2 separate regions of the Homo sapiens genome follow, and region 2 is linked to region 1. A link is an interaction called in ENCODE POLR2A ChIA-PET data of the cell type or tissue named here. Cell type or tissue: Panc1. All regions are shown on one strand. Each heading gives the region's core, and the rest is flanking DNA. Links, peaks and the distances in the headings are about the cores only.

Evidence for each region. ChIA-PET counts read pairs that join two places held together with the same protein. Peaks named below come from ENCODE experiments on the same cell type or tissue, not always from the same donor. Only the 100,000 strongest peaks of a DNase experiment are listed, where the experiment ranks them.
Region 2: POLR2A ChIA-PET joins it to region 1 with 10 read pairs; 4 of 35 experiments call an interaction of 5 or more read pairs at or near these places.

The regions. Positions count from the first base shown.
Region 1 is chr1:172,160,941-172,169,291 of GRCh38, reverse strand. The region is part of intron 14 of DNM3 (dynamin 3); the gene reads right to left. Among named protein-coding and RNA genes, the nearest start is that of DNM3OS, 20 kb to the right of the region's middle. In Panc1, for the core only: no CTCF peak of the experiment used is centred there; no DNase peak of the experiment used is centred there; H3K27ac peaks cover 3,834 bases.
Region 2 is chr1:172,407,054-172,415,404 of GRCh38, reverse strand. It overlaps DNM3 (dynamin 3), which reads right to left. Exons shown (of 21, transcript NM_015569.5): 21 at 2,688-7,633. The coding sequence ends at 7,564. All of the region lies in intron 1 of LOC102724528 (a long non-coding RNA gene), which reads left to right. Among named protein-coding and RNA genes, the nearest start is that of C1orf105, 9.5 kb to the left of the region's middle. In Panc1, for the core only: no CTCF peak of the experiment used is centred there; no DNase peak of the experiment used is centred there; H3K27ac peaks cover 676 bases.

The sequences.
Region 1 (8,351 bases), core at 49-8,048:
AGTATTTGACCCATTCAAGCTCTGAGAGTACCCAAACTCAGCTCATTCAGGTTGATGGAGAATTGGTAGAGAGGCTTCTTCTTAAAAGTATCTGCAATGGAGGAATATCCCCTCAATATGGAATTTCATTCCAAACAAATTGCAGAAATAGGGAAGGATTCTGTCTTATAAAAAAAATTGCATGGTGATGATAACTGAGCAAGATATACTATGGTGAGCGCTCAAAAGAAAAAAGCTAATGTATATATCCAAAGACTACTACTATTTTCACCATCCCTGACTTATAATTATTTGCACCTTTGAAAATTCAAATGCAAAAGGACCATGTTCGTCTTAAAATGTATGCCAAGTTTCACCTCTTACAACATAGTAGAAACCCCTTCTTGATAATCTTTTACCAAGAAACCCCTTGATAATCTTCGGGTTTTGCAACTTGGCAATTTGGTGCAGCTTGATAATCTATGCCTAATTTTAAAATGTCTGAAAGTTCTCATCAGAGCAGGACTCTATAGGCAATAAGACCGTGTGAGGGGCCTGTCTCATGTGGAGTTGGCTGGGGACACCTTGCAAACCTAATGTCTGCATTTGGGCTTCCTGTATAGAGGTCTGCTGTGCATTTAATATTTCCAGTGAGGCAAAGAAAGCTAGAACAGGAAGAGAATACTTTCAACTAAGTCATGTCTCTCAGGATCCCATATACTTCAATTGCTTAGTGGAGACAAGCCAGAGCATTTGGTTGCTCATGAGCAATTCTAATCACTCCAAGCACCCTGTGGTAATCTGGACACATACTTGGAGCTTTTCCAGAGAGCTGTTCTCAATCAGGCAATTGTCTCGATAATAGAACAATTGCATACTCAGCCCTATTTAAAGCATTCACCCTGCTATGACCACTAAACCTTTTGTTAAAATATACAGGATTCTCCTTTATTCTCTGTGTTAACACATACAAGGAGAAATGATAGCCCATAGTGAGGAAATGGCAGGTGTGCTTTCTTGCTTTCCCAGTGTAGTTAATATTTTAAGAAAAGACAAAAAAAAAAGGGAGACCATATTTAATGATTAGTAATCTAAAGTAACTCATTAATCAAGTATTTACCTAACATCCTAGCACTGAAAGCTATTGCACAGTGAATTATGATATAGGTAGTTAAAGCCATAAGGAAATGTTTGTTTTATTCTGAAATAGGGCAAAGTTGTGCTAATGTTGAGGAAAATAGCATAACATCCATGAATGCTAAAGAGTATAATTACTCCCGGAGATGGTATGTTCATGTTTTCCCTTTGTAGTCTTTTATCTGAAGAACCCAAAACCTCAAAGCGTCAGGAATTAATCTCCACTTTGCAGGAAATTGCACTTAAAAAAAATCTTACTGTGGTAATATGAGTTATCAAGACACAGTTTAACAACTCGAAGTCTCTCTACTTCAAGTTCCTAATGTGATATTTTGGAGCAACATGAACTAAATAATTGTGACTGCATTTAAATTTTCAGTACACTGATTTTGATAATTCTATGAAGGCAAATTATGTACCTGTTTGTCCCAAGTAAATAAGTGAGGGCATCAATTATATGGAAAAAAAATGAGATTTCCTTTGTTAGTAAGAATCAGCAATTTTCAGTTAAGAATGCAATGCTTTAATCAAAACCACAATGAGATACCATCTCATACCAGTTAGAATGGTGATCATTAAAAAGTCAGGAAACAACAGGTGCTGGAGAGCATGTGGAGAAACAGGAACACTTTTACACTGTTGGTGGGACTGTAAACTAGTTCAACCATGGTGGAAGACAGTGTGGTGACTCCTCAAGGATCTAGAACTAGAAATACCATTTGACCCAGCCATCCCATTCCTGGGTATATACCCAGAGGATTATAAATCATGCTGCTATCAAGACACATGCACACGTATGTTTATGGTGGCACTATTCACAATAGCAAAGACTTGGAACCAACCCAAATGTCCAACAATGATAGACTGGATTAAGAAAATGTGGCACATATACACCATGGAATACTATGCAGCCATAAAAAAGGATGAGTGCATGTCCTTTGTAGGGACATGGATGAAGGTGGAAACCATCATTCTCAGCAAACTATCGCAAGGACAGAAAACCAAACACTGCATGTTCTCACTCACAGGTGGGAACTGAACAATGAGAACACTTGGACACAGGGTGAGGAACATCACACACCAGGGCCTGACATGGGGTGGGGAGATGGGGGAGGGATAGCATTAGGAGATATACCTAATGTAAATGACGAGTTAATGGGTGCAGCACACCAACATGGCACATGTATACATATGTAACAAACCTGCATGTTGTGCACATGTATCCTAGAACTTAAAGTATTAAAAAAAAAAAAGAATGCAATGCTTTGCCATTTATATAGATCTGAGAATGAACTTCTGGATGACATAAATCTTTGTTGCTCCTTTTTAGTCTCAAGCTCCCACTTTTGGCATTTTAGGATTTTAGAGCAAAAAGGCAGGAAGAGTAGTAGAAAATTAAAATGAGTAAGTTCTATTTTTTAGCAGCTTTGATAAAAAAATGAGATTAAAATGACTAGCAAAAAAATATGTTGGGTAGGATGGGGAAATGTAATTATTCATATAATTAATTCTGCAAACACTTTTTATTGTATACTATGTTCTAGGCACCTTGCTTGCGCTAGATACTTAGAATTCAAAAACAGATTAAAACCCACGTTGGATTACTTGTCTTCAGGGGATCCAGGTCTAATCCTAACTTGATACCTATAGCTAGAGATAATCAAATTGGCAGTGCACATTTGTTCCTGGAATTCAAAAAACTTGTATATATCTGTAGTACCTATATATGATGTGATCACTATGATGGCAAATGTATTCATATTACAGCATATATAAAACTTATGTCGTGAGGTACTTTAGTGATGATGATTAAAAATATACATTAATTGGAAGAGGAGAAAGAAAAGAAATCACAAGAATGTATTTTGTTTGAAAGCTAATCACCTATTTAATTGAGGGTATCAGCTATAATTATTCCACTAACCAACCACAACTTTCAGCTGCAGTTTCTCATTCAGCACACATATATTGAGCATTTCTACATTTTTATTCTGAGTTCAGGGGATATAATGAAAAAAGACCAAGTGTCTCTTCTTAAGGTGCTTGCATCCTGGAGGAAACAGACACATACTCCACAAACCATATGGTGCAATACCCCTGAGTATTAATAAGATAGTGATTAGGACAGGATGCAATGGGATCTCGGAAGAGAGACCCTCTAAGCTGGCCAGGGGGAAACAAGAAAGGCTTCCTTAAGAAATCTTTTTATTATGCTTTATATTCCAAGCACCCAGCACAGTGCCTGGCACAAAAAAGATAATTGATAAAAGTTTGTGGGATTCCTTAATTAATTAAGGTTTTAGGCAATGTGAAGAATTCAAAAAAATATATAAGGTCCTGACTTTGAATAGCTTAAAAATTCTAGTGGAGAGATGAGACATAAGCACATAACATGAATATTAAAAATAATATATTTTAAAGAAGCATTAAAGATTTCTATGCAACATTTGTCACAGAGGAATAAAGTATTACCTTGAGTTGGAGGTGATCCGGGAAGACTTCTTGAAGGAAGTAAGAATTTAAATGTTCCTTGCAGCGTTGGTTGCTGTAGATTTCATGAGGTAGAAGGGGAAATCCCTGCTGGAGGTCAGGGAGGAGCCCAGTTTGGCTAGGGATCTGGAGCAGGATAATAGTAACCTATAATGCTGGGAAGGTAGGCTGGGGCTCAATTTAAGAGACCTTTACATTCCAAGACTAACAAATTTGAACTGCAACCTATAAATTATAAGAAGTCACTAAGAGTTTTTGAGCAGTGTGGTATCATAAAAGCTGTATTTTGTGTATGCGTATAAATATTAAACATGCAGAAATATCTTTACTTCCTTAAAGTAAAATATCTTTACTCTGTTACTCTCACCTTTTTTTCCCCTGAAAGAGATTGTCATTTTGTTCTATCTTTTATTTTCCACTTTCTAAAAAAACTTTTTTGAGATAATTTTAGACTTACCAAAGCATTGGAAGAATAGTAGAGAGTTTCCATTTACACTTCACCCAGTAAAGCTGTATTTTTGAAAAAGGAATCAGGTTAAAGACCAGTTAGGTCTTTAACATGCACATACATGTAAGTGGATTTACTAAGATTGCTCCTTTAGATAGGCTGAAAATGGACAATTAATAACACTGGATCTCCAGACTACATTGTACTCTTGGTTAAAATGACCAGCTTGTGTTTGTGCCAAGTACTCAGCCTCAGGACAAAAAGGGTTACATGTGCCATTAGTATAAACAGGAGGCATGCTTGCTTTGGGCTTTGAAACAAATGACTAGAAGAACTGCAGTGTAGCCCAGCCACTTTTGACCACCCTAGGGTTACCATGTCTGATGCCCTTAGGAAAAAGGGTCCTTTAAAACCACTCCCACTACCTTCCTCATACACTGCCTCTGTCCTCCAGGAGCAGGAGTGGCTATGGTTTGGTAGATTGGGCCACCCTTGCTAAAGGGATTAACAGGAAAAGATCAGCACACACAGGCATAGCTGTCCCTCTGGTTTACACCGTCATGTGCTTGGCATCTTTAGGGTCAAGGCTGATGTCCTTTTATGTGTGGTTAGAATATGATAAGACGCAAAAACTTGGGTATGAACATTGGGATAGTAAAGGCCTCCTTTGATTTGAAGCTACCTATGCCTCACCACCTCAGGAGAAGTGGTTGCTCCAGATACATGGTCTGGCCTGGCTGGCCAGAGTTTTTTGCACTAAGATTTGGGGACAAATCCCCAGAAAATAACAAGGTGTTATTTTGCTTTTCTTTGCCATTATTGCATCCTCAGCAACCATAGGGGAAGTGATTGCTGTAGTCTCAGAGGACTTGGGTATTTCTGATCCTCTGGCTGTAATACTAAGTAATAGCACCCTAACCTGAACACAGACCTTAACACTGCCTGTCACCTTAGATTGTGTCATATTATTTTGGTTCATAGTAAGGCCTCAAAAAAAAAAAAAAAGAAAAGAAAAGAAAATAGAGAGAGAAAAGGAAAAAGACAAATAAAACACGAATTCTCTCCCCTTTTCCTTTATTACTTTAAGTAGGAAGCTACTGTTGTTTTCAACTGTACTTTCTTATTTGAAAAAGCTCAGTTAGTGGTTAGTTCATTATAAAGTCTCAACCCCACATTCATTGCAGCATTATCCACAATAGCCAAGATGTGGAAACAACTTAACAGATGAATGGATAAAAAAAAATGTGAGATGTGTGTGTGTGTGTGTGTGTGTGTGTGTGTATATATATGTATGCATGTGTATATATGCACATGCATATATACATATATACACATGTGCATATATACATATATACACATACATATACACATATGAAATACATACATATGAAATAATGAAATATTCAGCTTTAAAAATGAAAGAAATCTTGCCATTTGTGACCATGCGGATGAACCTAGAGGGCATCATGCTAAGTGAAATAAACCAGACACAGAAAGACAAATAGTGCATGATCTCACTTACAAGGAATCTAAAATAGTTGAACTCATAGAAAAAGAGAGTAGAAAATGTTGTTGCCAGAGGCCTGGGGGTGGTGGAGGAAATGGGGAAGTGTTGCTCAAAGGGTACAAACTTTCAGTAATACAACAAACTAAGTTCCGGAAACCTACTGTACAGCATGGTGACTATAGTTAAGAATATTGGCCAGGCACAGTGGCTCACGCCTGTAATCCTAGCACTTTGGGAGGCCAAGGGGGGCAGATCACGAGGTCAAGAGATTGAGACCATCCTGGCTAACATGGCGAAACCTCGTATCTACCAAAAATACAAAAAATTAACTGGGCATGGTGGCATGCACCTGTAGTCCCAGCTACTCAGGAGGCTAAGGCAGAAAAATGGCTTGAACCCAGGAGATGGAGGTTGCAGTGAGCCAAGATCACACCACTGCACTCCAGCCTGGGTGACGGAGTGACTCCGTCTCAAAAAAAAAAAAAAACAAAAAAAGAATATTGCACTGTAAACTTGAAATTTGCTAAGAGACTAGATCTCAATCTCAAGTGTTCCCACTGCACACACACACAAAAATAGTAATGATGTGAGGTGATGTACATGTTAATTAACTTGACTGTGGTCATCATTTCATAACATATATCAAAACATCACATTGTACACCTTAAATAGATATAATTTTTATTTGTCAAGTATACTTCAGTAAAGCTGTAAGAAAAATAAGTCTCAAGGATGCCTGCTTTCATGAATAGGCAGAATTCTACCAAAAACTGGCTTATGTAAGTGTCTTGAAAAGAATATATGCTTCTGTATTAAAGGAATATTTAAAAGATTTCACAAGTATTCATTCACAAAATATCTTTTGCATATATTATTCAAGTCACCTTATGCAAAGCCCTGAAAACAAAGAAAAGAGTAATACTCTCACATAATGATCTCAGTATAGATTAAAATAGATTGAAGTAAATTATTCTGGGAAATCTGATATTTTTTAATTCAAAAGAAAAATTTTTAAGAGATTTTATTTATAAAACAAAGCCAAAGTTTTGTTTTAAAATTTTAAAATATTATAATGTAACACTTTAAAATTAGCAATATATTCATATAGCTCAAAATTCAAAAAGTATAAAAAGGCATGCAAGGAAAAATTATCTTTCTTACCCCTTAGTGGAATACGTTTAAAGCAGGAGAAATACATAAGAAAGCTGTCAGCCATCTCTCTTTCTTTCTATTTTTTTTCTGCTTTCCATGTTTGTGTTTTTGAGTAATTGTCACCATGACAACATCATATATTAAGTAAACTACTTGACATTAATCAGGAGGTCAGAATTTACTGCCAAATGTTTGGAAAGCAGCCCTTATGTGTATGATTTGACCCAAAATGTTGTTTTTTTGAACTTATAAATCATGCATTCTCTAAGGAAAATCTCAAAGCTGATAATCAAGCAAAAGCAACAGATACGTCAATATATTATACTAAGTTTAAATTATCTCATTAGAAAAAACTGTATAAATAATCAAAAGCAGAGGTTAGGCAAGAAATTACACATTGTTTCTCAATGACAATAATAGCACATATTCCTATGTTTCCTACTATTATAAAAATATTTACTAACATAAGTCCATGTCTAATATATATTTGTTGAATGAATGCTTTAAAGTATGCAAATAACAAATTTAACCAAATGTCAGACAAAGCTCTTTTAATTCCTTGGCAAATACACTTTATCCAAAATATTGCCTTAGAGAATCACACTTTTAGAAAACGAGACAGCCAAATTACCCAACCCCAACGGATAAATCTCATTTTAAAAAGACAATCACTGAAAGAAAACCCACAACTTATCATGATGGTACCTCTCTTTGTTCAATAGCAGTCAATTTCATGGAGTTCATTCTTTTGCTCAATCTATGTCTCTGGTAGCAGTTTATACTAGTTTGTTTATTTTACCTCAGAAGATGAACTGTGGCTGAACATCCTTCTTACCCTGAAATCTAATTTATTTTGAGGCAGTTAAGTCGATATTAACCTTCTGTCCAAGTCAAAACAACACCTTTTCCCATAAAGTCCTCCTCAGGCCCCCACCAATTACATTACCAGATTGCAGTCCTGAATCATTTAGTTGCTCATTTGTGGTACCCCTCTCAAATTTTTCATATCTCTCTTAAAATGTAGGTATTAAATGGAGTCATGTCTCATTACCAATGTCAAGCAAAGGGGAAGCATTTTTCTTGATTGATTTTTATCTTCTCTTTATCCCATTCCAGCAACACTCTGTTGATTTATCTCATATCCCTATTATTTCACTCTAATACTGTGATAAACTTTTAAAAAATTCTTAATAAGTGTCTCATAATGCTGAAGTTAGGCTGAGAAACGGCCCATGATAACATTCGAGTGCTCTGTTGTCTTCCTTCCTAGTGCCATTCGTTTGTTCCTCCTGAACTGCTTTCTGTTCTTTATCCACTGTTTCACTGAATGGCAAGCACCACTTTGTATCTGGATCATATATATTATTATAAAATATATACATATATATAATAATAATATATAGGAGGTGAAAACCACGGCCTAATCCAGGGTCATCCAAAGACTAGCAAACTTATTCTGAAGTCTGTCATGAAAATCACTGAAGAAAAGAGTAAATAATCCAGCCATCGGACCAAAGTTAATAAACTGGTATTGATTTACACAGTGTGTTTCAGCCTATTAATAAGGTAATTCTTAGGATTTTAAGTCACTATCATGCAACACATAACATTTGAGTCAATGACAGACTGCATATACAA
Region 2 (8,351 bases), core at 274-8,273, 250 kb before region 1:
TCAACATTCTTCTCTGATGATTAATCTTAGATCAACCTGGATGCCTTCCTTCACAATAATCTCATGGAGGTAATTTAAAGAATCCCTTTTTTGGAGAGTCAGAGAGAAAAGGTAAGGTATAAAATTATCTGAATCCTTCATAAGTCTCATTAAGACTCAATGCATGTATGTCTCTAAACTGCTTTTGTGCTACCTGTTCCAATGTGACTTTCCTCCTTAAGAGTCAGATACTCCTTTGACAAAGTACCAGAGCTCCAGATGAATTGCCCTTAGTTGAGAGCTCTTGTTGCTCTTACATTTGGTCTTTTTCTTTTTTAAGAGATGGTGGGGTCCCATTCCACTCCTCAGGCTGGAATGCAGTGGCACGATCACAGTTCACTGCAGTCTCAAACTCCTGGGCTCAAGTGATCCTCCTGCCTCAGCCTCTCCGGTAGCTGGAACTACAGGCATGAGCCACCATGTCCAGCTAATTAAAACAAACAACTTTTTTTTTTTTTTTTTTAGAGATGAGGTCTTGCTGTGTTGCCAATCCGGTCTCAAACTCTTGGGCTGAACTGATCCTCCTGCCTCAGCCTCTCCGGTAGCTGGAACTACAGGCATGAGCCACCATGCCCAGCTAATTAAAACAAACAACTTTTTTTTTTTTTTTTTTTAGAGATGAGGTCTTGCTGTGTTGCCAATCTGGTCTCAAACTCTTGGGCTGAACTGATCCTCCTGCCTCAGCCTCCTGAGTAGTACATTTGATTTTATCATCCAACTTTTTGTTAGTGAGAGTCTGTACTGAGGAAATCACACTCAATGTCTTTTCCTTTGGCTTAAAGCCACTGAAGCAGTTTCCTAAGGCATGTGCCTCAGGACACTAGATCTGTGAGATGTTCTATGGTCAAATAAGTCTGAGAAATATGTAGACATTACTCATCTCTTGGAGATTCACAATGCAGTCTGATTTTAAGGTTTCTGTGAAGTCTTTCAATAAAGAAACATTTGATTTTTAGTCATTATTTCTCAAGCATATTTGGCCAAAAAACCATTGGTGTATGTGTATGTAAAACTTATTAAGATTTCATGGAATGCACTTTGAGAAATTTTGAATTAAGGTTGTAGTTTTAGCCAATATCTCTTGTATGTATTCTAATTATTAGGCTGCCATAATATAAAATAATACTAGTAACAGGTCTGAAAAGTGGCTATGCCAGGTGTGTGTTGAAGTGCTTGGAAGCAAAGTTTGAGGTCACTCTAAACCAAATACTAAACACGTTTCTCAATATGAAATTTAAAGGTCCCATCAGAAAAACAAAAATCTTGGAAACAGATTGAGCATATGTTTACACCAATGCCAGAGCTATTTAAAACACCAATGGAAAATTGCCAAATAGTTACAATAAGTTTCTTTGTTTTTGGAAATTACCTTTAGAAACTATTCTGAATATATGATTAACATACTTCAAAATCATGCAGTTAAAACAAAACAAACAAACAGAACACAGGTATACAGCATGATTCGCATCCAGAATCTTTCTTCCAGTAAGAAGCTTCCTTTGAAGGTACAGATGTTCCACTCATGGAAAATGTATAGATATGAAAAAGAAATCCCACAGGAAAGAGTAAATTCACACAACAATCTGTCCAGTTCATCTTTTCACAATGAGCATGCCCTGATCGCAGAAAGAAAATAAATCAACATCTCTCTCCTCCTATCACCTTCTTGTCTTCTGCATTTAGATGGCACAATCTGGGAATATGTCAATTGATAAGGGACTTGTCATCAAAACTCTTGTAATAGAGAGTCTTCCTCTATTCTCTGGAAACTCAAAATTAGGACAAAGTTGTGTCATTCTTTCATTTTCTGAATACATTCTCTTAAAACTGGGGAAACTGGGCCGGGTGCGGTGGCTCACACCTGTAATCCCAGCACTTTGGGAAGCCGAGGCGGGCAGATCACGAGGTCAAGAGATCGAGACCATCCTGGCTAACATGGTGAAACCCCGTCTCTACTAAATTACAAAAAAAATTAGCCGGGCGTGGTGGCGGGCGCCTGTAGTCCCAGTTCCTCAGGAGGCTGAGGCAGGAGAATGGCGTGAACCCGGGAGGCGGAGCTTGCAGTGAGCCGAGATAGTGCCACTGCACTTCAGCCTGGGCAAGAGCGAAACTCCGTCTCAAAAACAAACAAACAAACAAAAAACTGGGGAAACTGAAAGGGGCAAATTGTCCTGTCTATGCCCAGTGAACAAATAACAGAGGCTAATTGTTGGGTCAGGAGCTAAAATATTTGCTATAAGAAATGCCTTCTGTGGACCTAACATTTGGGCACACCATCTTTCCTCCTTCCACTTCCCAGAATTTCTAAAATAAATGCTTCATTTTCAACAGCAAACTGTCATGGTGCTTCTTGGTAACTGTCACATCATACCCTCCTGCTAAGGTTTGTGTTCGTCAATCGATTCCAATAATGACATCAAATCAGAAACACAATGTCTCCCACTCTCCTGCCTTTGATTTATCCAATTTGTTCCCTTTAAAAATCCCATCTTTCTCCAAATTAATGACAGAAATGGAAAATGCTATCATTCTTTACTTTGGTAACTCTGGGACAATTTAATCAAAAGAGCTATAAATATTTAGAAGTCTCAGGTATTACTGAAAGGCATAGACATGACTCAAATATATACAAGAATGAGGAAAAGGGGTCCTTCAAATGTTATAATTTATTTCAGCTTCAGAAATACAGCTTCACATTTTCACAATAGGTACATGTGACCTTCAAGAACGATACAGGCTTTGAGATTTTTCTTCAAAAATTCCATTCTAAGAGTCCATATATCAGCATTAAGAAATCCTGAAAGTGCCAAGAAGACAGTGGAAAGTATCCGGCTCATATTAATTAAAGAATCAGCAGAGAAGACAAGATTTTACTTCTGTATATTCCTTCTTCAAACAAAGCAAAAGAAAAATTTGACCCAAAAAAGGGAAAGTAAAAATAGACAAGCAAGCAAAACAAAGGCTGTACATGTACATAGGAAATATAACACAAATCAAGTAGTACTGGTGGAATTACTGGTTGGGGGGAATAATTTTTAACAAACTGGTAGCAGACAAGGCAAGTGGTTAGACAGAGTAATTTTTGTCATAATTTTAAAACATTTCATAATGAGCGAAGTTTAAGGAATTCAAGAGTAAAAATTAAAAAGAGATTAATGACTTGAGTTGAGCCATATGTGAAACCTCCAACCAGAAGTGAGAAGTCTCACCAATATACCAGTATGAACAGGTCTTAAGACAAACACTCCTCTTTGAGTTTCCTCTCTCTTGCTCTCACACATACACACATTCTTACATATATACAAAGACACACACACACACACAAATAGCAGTGCATATATTACATATGCTTCAAAAATATTCTTAAAGTTTCACCTACACAGCACCACATAATTTTAAACATAGCAACCAGACAGGATGAGTAAGAGTATCTAGAAGACTCATTTGAGCTTTTTAGAATGTACAATGAGTGATCTGGTGAACGAATAATCATTTCTTCAAAATCATCTAGATTCATTTACATTAAACTCTGAGCTCACAGCTAGTAGTCTTCTAATTGAAATGATACAAAACTCATGGCTTAAGTCTCATACACTATCTTCTTTCATGAGTTCAACAGTTAGAGACCTAGTAGGCTTTATTCTTCATTCTGAGGAGATTCCTGTCACTTTCAAATAATTATGCCATTTGCCAAATGAAAAATGTTTACCTGAAAAAGTGGATGACCTACCTCCAAGGTATTAGATAGCTTCTCTCTTATATTTTCAGCAAATTTACTCAGAAAAATCCACTACTTTAATGTTGCTATGTCCTTTTTTTTTTTTTTTACTTCTACCATAGAGGAAAAATGACTATGTATATCAACTTGGCTTTTTAAGATTCAGCTCAGCAATCCAAAAATAATTTATAATTCCAATTAGAGATCTTAAAGATAGGTCTCCAGAGGTTTTACTTCTTACCGAAAAATATTGTCAAAGGTAATTCCTTCTTAGATTCAGATCTTCTTGTGGATTCAGATACAAATGTCTATGGACATTACCATGTTGTCATGGTAATTATGAGCTTTGTACCTCTCAAAATGACTACAATCTGGAGTTAGAAAATTTTGTATACCTCATATATGTTATGAGAAATGAACTATTGTTACCACATGTTATGGCAGATCATTCAAAGCTATCTGTTGTATTATCACAGTTTAAAAAATATCCTGATACCACACATACTAAGTACATGTATACATAGATATTTACAACCATACATATACATATATTTATATATATACACACAGTGCACATACAATCACACTCATGCTTGTGGCATTTTAACTAGTATTTTTAAAACCTACCTACCTACTCAAATGGACATAAAATACACATACTTACAGAAACATACTTACTAGGTATATGCCATATACACAGAGACACATGCATAGAAAATGTGTTTGTACACAGAAAACATCAACATTTATCACATACTGGTATTAGGTCCCATTTCATATTTGAGAATTATGGCTACAGTCTATACTAAAAAGTCACAAAATTAATCTATGTGACCACTTTTTAAGTCTAAGTCGAGAAGGCTTACAGTTACATCACAGGAACTGGTTTCATTAATATACTTTAGAATAAAGTGAGTTTGTATTGGAACAAATAGGAAATTTGCTAATAAACAGACCCTACTGCTCGTCTATGTTATAAAACACGGCTAAAAGCAATATTCAGACGAGTAACCTTGGTAGATGTTTTTTAGAAATGCAATATACTTTTTCTAAATCAATACTATTTCAATAAGCTGTCCATAATTGAGTAAATGGTTATTCCAATTAGTCAATATGCATGCAATATTTAGCATGTGACAATAAAACTATATTTACCTATCAAATAAACATTTACAGTTTATTTTCCCAAATCCTAAAAACACTGATTTTTTAAATTATGCTAGACATGATAGAGCTACATCTATTGTGTTTACAATATCAGAGCAATCAGTTAAGAGAAAATTACACAAAAGATTAGAAATGGTATGGGAAACAGAAAATCATTAAGCTACATTCCCATCTTAAGGCCTGGTGTGCATGCTGCACGTCAAACTATGCACATACTAGAGTTTCAGACTTCATTCAACATTGGCATCTCCTTTTAGCAGAATACAAACCCTTTGGGAAATGAGATTCATACTAATAATATGACATAGTACTGCAGCAAATTAAAAATATTCTCCAATGTCACTGCTGAAATTCTAGAGTAGGCTGGGTTCTATGAGAAATAACTTAGGAGTAAAGAACAAAAATGTACCCACAAAGGTAGACAATTGGGGCAGTGCAACTGTGGGACTATAATCTAAAAGCAAGTGCCAAAGATGACAAATGCCATTGTTTATTACTGCCTAAGATCAGTGGAAGGAAAATTGGAAAAAAATCTCCAATTTTTTTTGACATGGTTTGTGCTGATCTAAGAACACACCAGTGGTTATTCACAATATTTTCCTTTAACAGAAGGAAAATTTTGAAATACAGCAAAACACAAAACCACATTTAGCACAAAGCCAAACCCTGAAGTATATAATCCGTTAGCTGCCTATTTTAGAGAATTCAAAGGAAGAAGCAAAGGGAATCCTAAAAACAAGAAGTTTTATAAAAAGATCTCACTGAAGATTATTTGTTTTACTATGGATGTTTGCTTAACAGTTTTCCATTTAGCTGAGACACTATTTTAAAAATGCAGTATGTATCTTGCACATTGGTTCCATTCACAAAGAGTTAACTTTTTTTCCCCCAGTTTGGGGTTTGGGGTGAGATACGAGAGGATTTAGGATTGTGATGTTTTTATACAATCACTGGTAACCTTAAAAGTTGAAATGACCTTTATGTAAATCTTGTATTTTCTGATTTTTACCAATTATAAATGGGTTAGCATAAGCCTTTAGAATAAGTTCAATACAATGGCACTCAACATGGCAAGTTCTCTGTTTAATAATGGTTAAAAGTTTTTACTTTATACTTTATGAGTATCTGCTCTGGGTGTAAACTACACAGGAAATTAAAGTTAAGTTAACATACAAATCATGTTTGCTACTTTCAAAGGGAGACATTTCAGTTGGTGAAACCTGATTTACTTCTGTAGAATATGAAATAGTGTCATGGGACACCCCTACTCAGTGAATACTTGCTCTGCTGTCTGGGAACAGTTAGCACACAAAATTCCAGTTGGCTTCTGGCTGTTTCCTACATGTGAATCATCTGGTCCTTGGTAGTCCAAAACTTAGCCTCAAGACTTAACTATTAACCCCCAGGCTAAACTGTTCTGGTAAATTTTAGAAATCTTAAGAAATTGCAAATTTGCTTTAGATTTCAACGTTTCAATACCCTTTTCTGGAGTGACCTGGATAGGGACTTTGAAATACTGCAACTGTAAAAGTGTGAGCTCTGCTCTTATCCCATGCCATTTCTACTGACTTCATTTCAGGAACCATTCTTTAAATGTGATTATCCCATAGCCTCAAGATTTATTAAGAAAGCCTAGAATGGATATACAGTTACACTGAGCCTGTTTCAAGGGTAGGATAAATTCTTACAAAACAAGATTACAAATTAGCACGTAAAGAGTGAATTTTTTTTCCAACCAAAATAATAATAGTAAAACTGGAGTTAGTATCAAAGTGTAGTTAGCTATGCCAAATAGAAAAGTAAACATTCTCCATGTCAGCCTTCAATATAACCTACCATGAGGTGAATATAAGTAAAGAAAGAAATTATATTTTTCCCAACACTTCTAGAGATGTGATATTTTGCTTCTTCCTTGAACTCTGAAACTAATTAGCCAAATTTATTGACTGATTAACAAAAAAAGAAGCTTTTATTCACTGTTGCATATGCTTCTAGCATGAAGCAAAACACATTGGAATGAGGAGAAGCTCTTTAGAGCAAACAGTGCAGACTTTTCCTTTGCAAACTACCTCGTGCTTCTGGAAAAGTTTATTCTTAAGGAGTCCTAATTTTAAAAAATCACTTCCTAGCAGTCTTATGAAATAAAAAGGAAGAAAAGAGGAGCTAAATAGGCAATTATGGAGTAGGTAGTAGCATTAATGGTAGACAACAGAATTACTGTCATCCTAAACAGAATGTGGGAAAAGAAATATGTATGGCTTAGGTCTAAGCCCACTATCTCATATCTGAAGAATTACGTTTAATGAGCTACCTGGTAGATAGCCTAGAAAACTTGTCCAAAGCAATTTCAAATATATGCCATGGTAGGCAAATGATCCCCAAAGTATAGGGCTGCTATACAAACCTACCTTGGTCAGTACAACATATAAAGCCTCTAAAAGGTTAGCAGTTTCTGAGTCAAACCCCAAAGGTTTGACATACCATGAGCAATGAAGATGAGCGATGAATGCATTAGTAAAACTGGTTACTTGCCTACTGATGTCCACACATGCGACTACTCATGATTTACTGCAACGGTTATCAAATATGTTGCTTTCGCATAATTCATTAGTGATTAATTGCCATGCCAGACACTTCGTTTAGTCTAACAGGGAGGATTCTAGTGGGCGGATTATAGTGGGACGAGTTGGTGATGGGGGTGGTCTCCGGCTAGAAAGAGAAAAAGAGAAAGGTAAAGAAACAAGTAGAATATCTAGCAGAACATTGTTCCAAGGACACTGAGAAAGAGCCATTACACACATGCTCATGCACATACAGGCCAGCAGAAGTGGTTATGATCTGTAATGATTTTAACATTGTCACCTTTCATTTATCTAGTAGTTTTAATGAAAATTACGTCTTTTTTCATATGCAAATCTTTCTCAAAACTGAAGTCATTCCTTCCAATACTAATAAGAAATATGAAACTATTTGAAAGCCATCTGAAACGTACTGCACATATCTTAGCCAATAGAATATAATAATTACATAGAATGAACTCAGGAACTAATAAGGTATACTGTTTCAGACAATGATGGCTTTTGAATTTTTATTTCTCACATATAATTTTCCTTTTTCTTTCAGGATATTATTATCACTTCTCATTGCCTTTTTGACTTTCTCCAATTTGTTCTATATTATGCTTGTAATTTACAGAGCACTAAAAATCAGAAAAGCAAGTCTTTAGAGTTCTCTGTAGCAAGTGTAAATAGGCTCAGTGTTGAGTGCCTGTTTAAATTGCAGGAGCTCTAGTTCCTATTTTGGGTCTTAAAGACTTTAGTATTGGTATTAGTAGTATTACTCACTTTCTAGTTGGTAATGATGTTTCTGGTAGCTGAGTTTACTAAGCAAACGTACTTTAGATAATGAAATATTACTGTATTTGAGA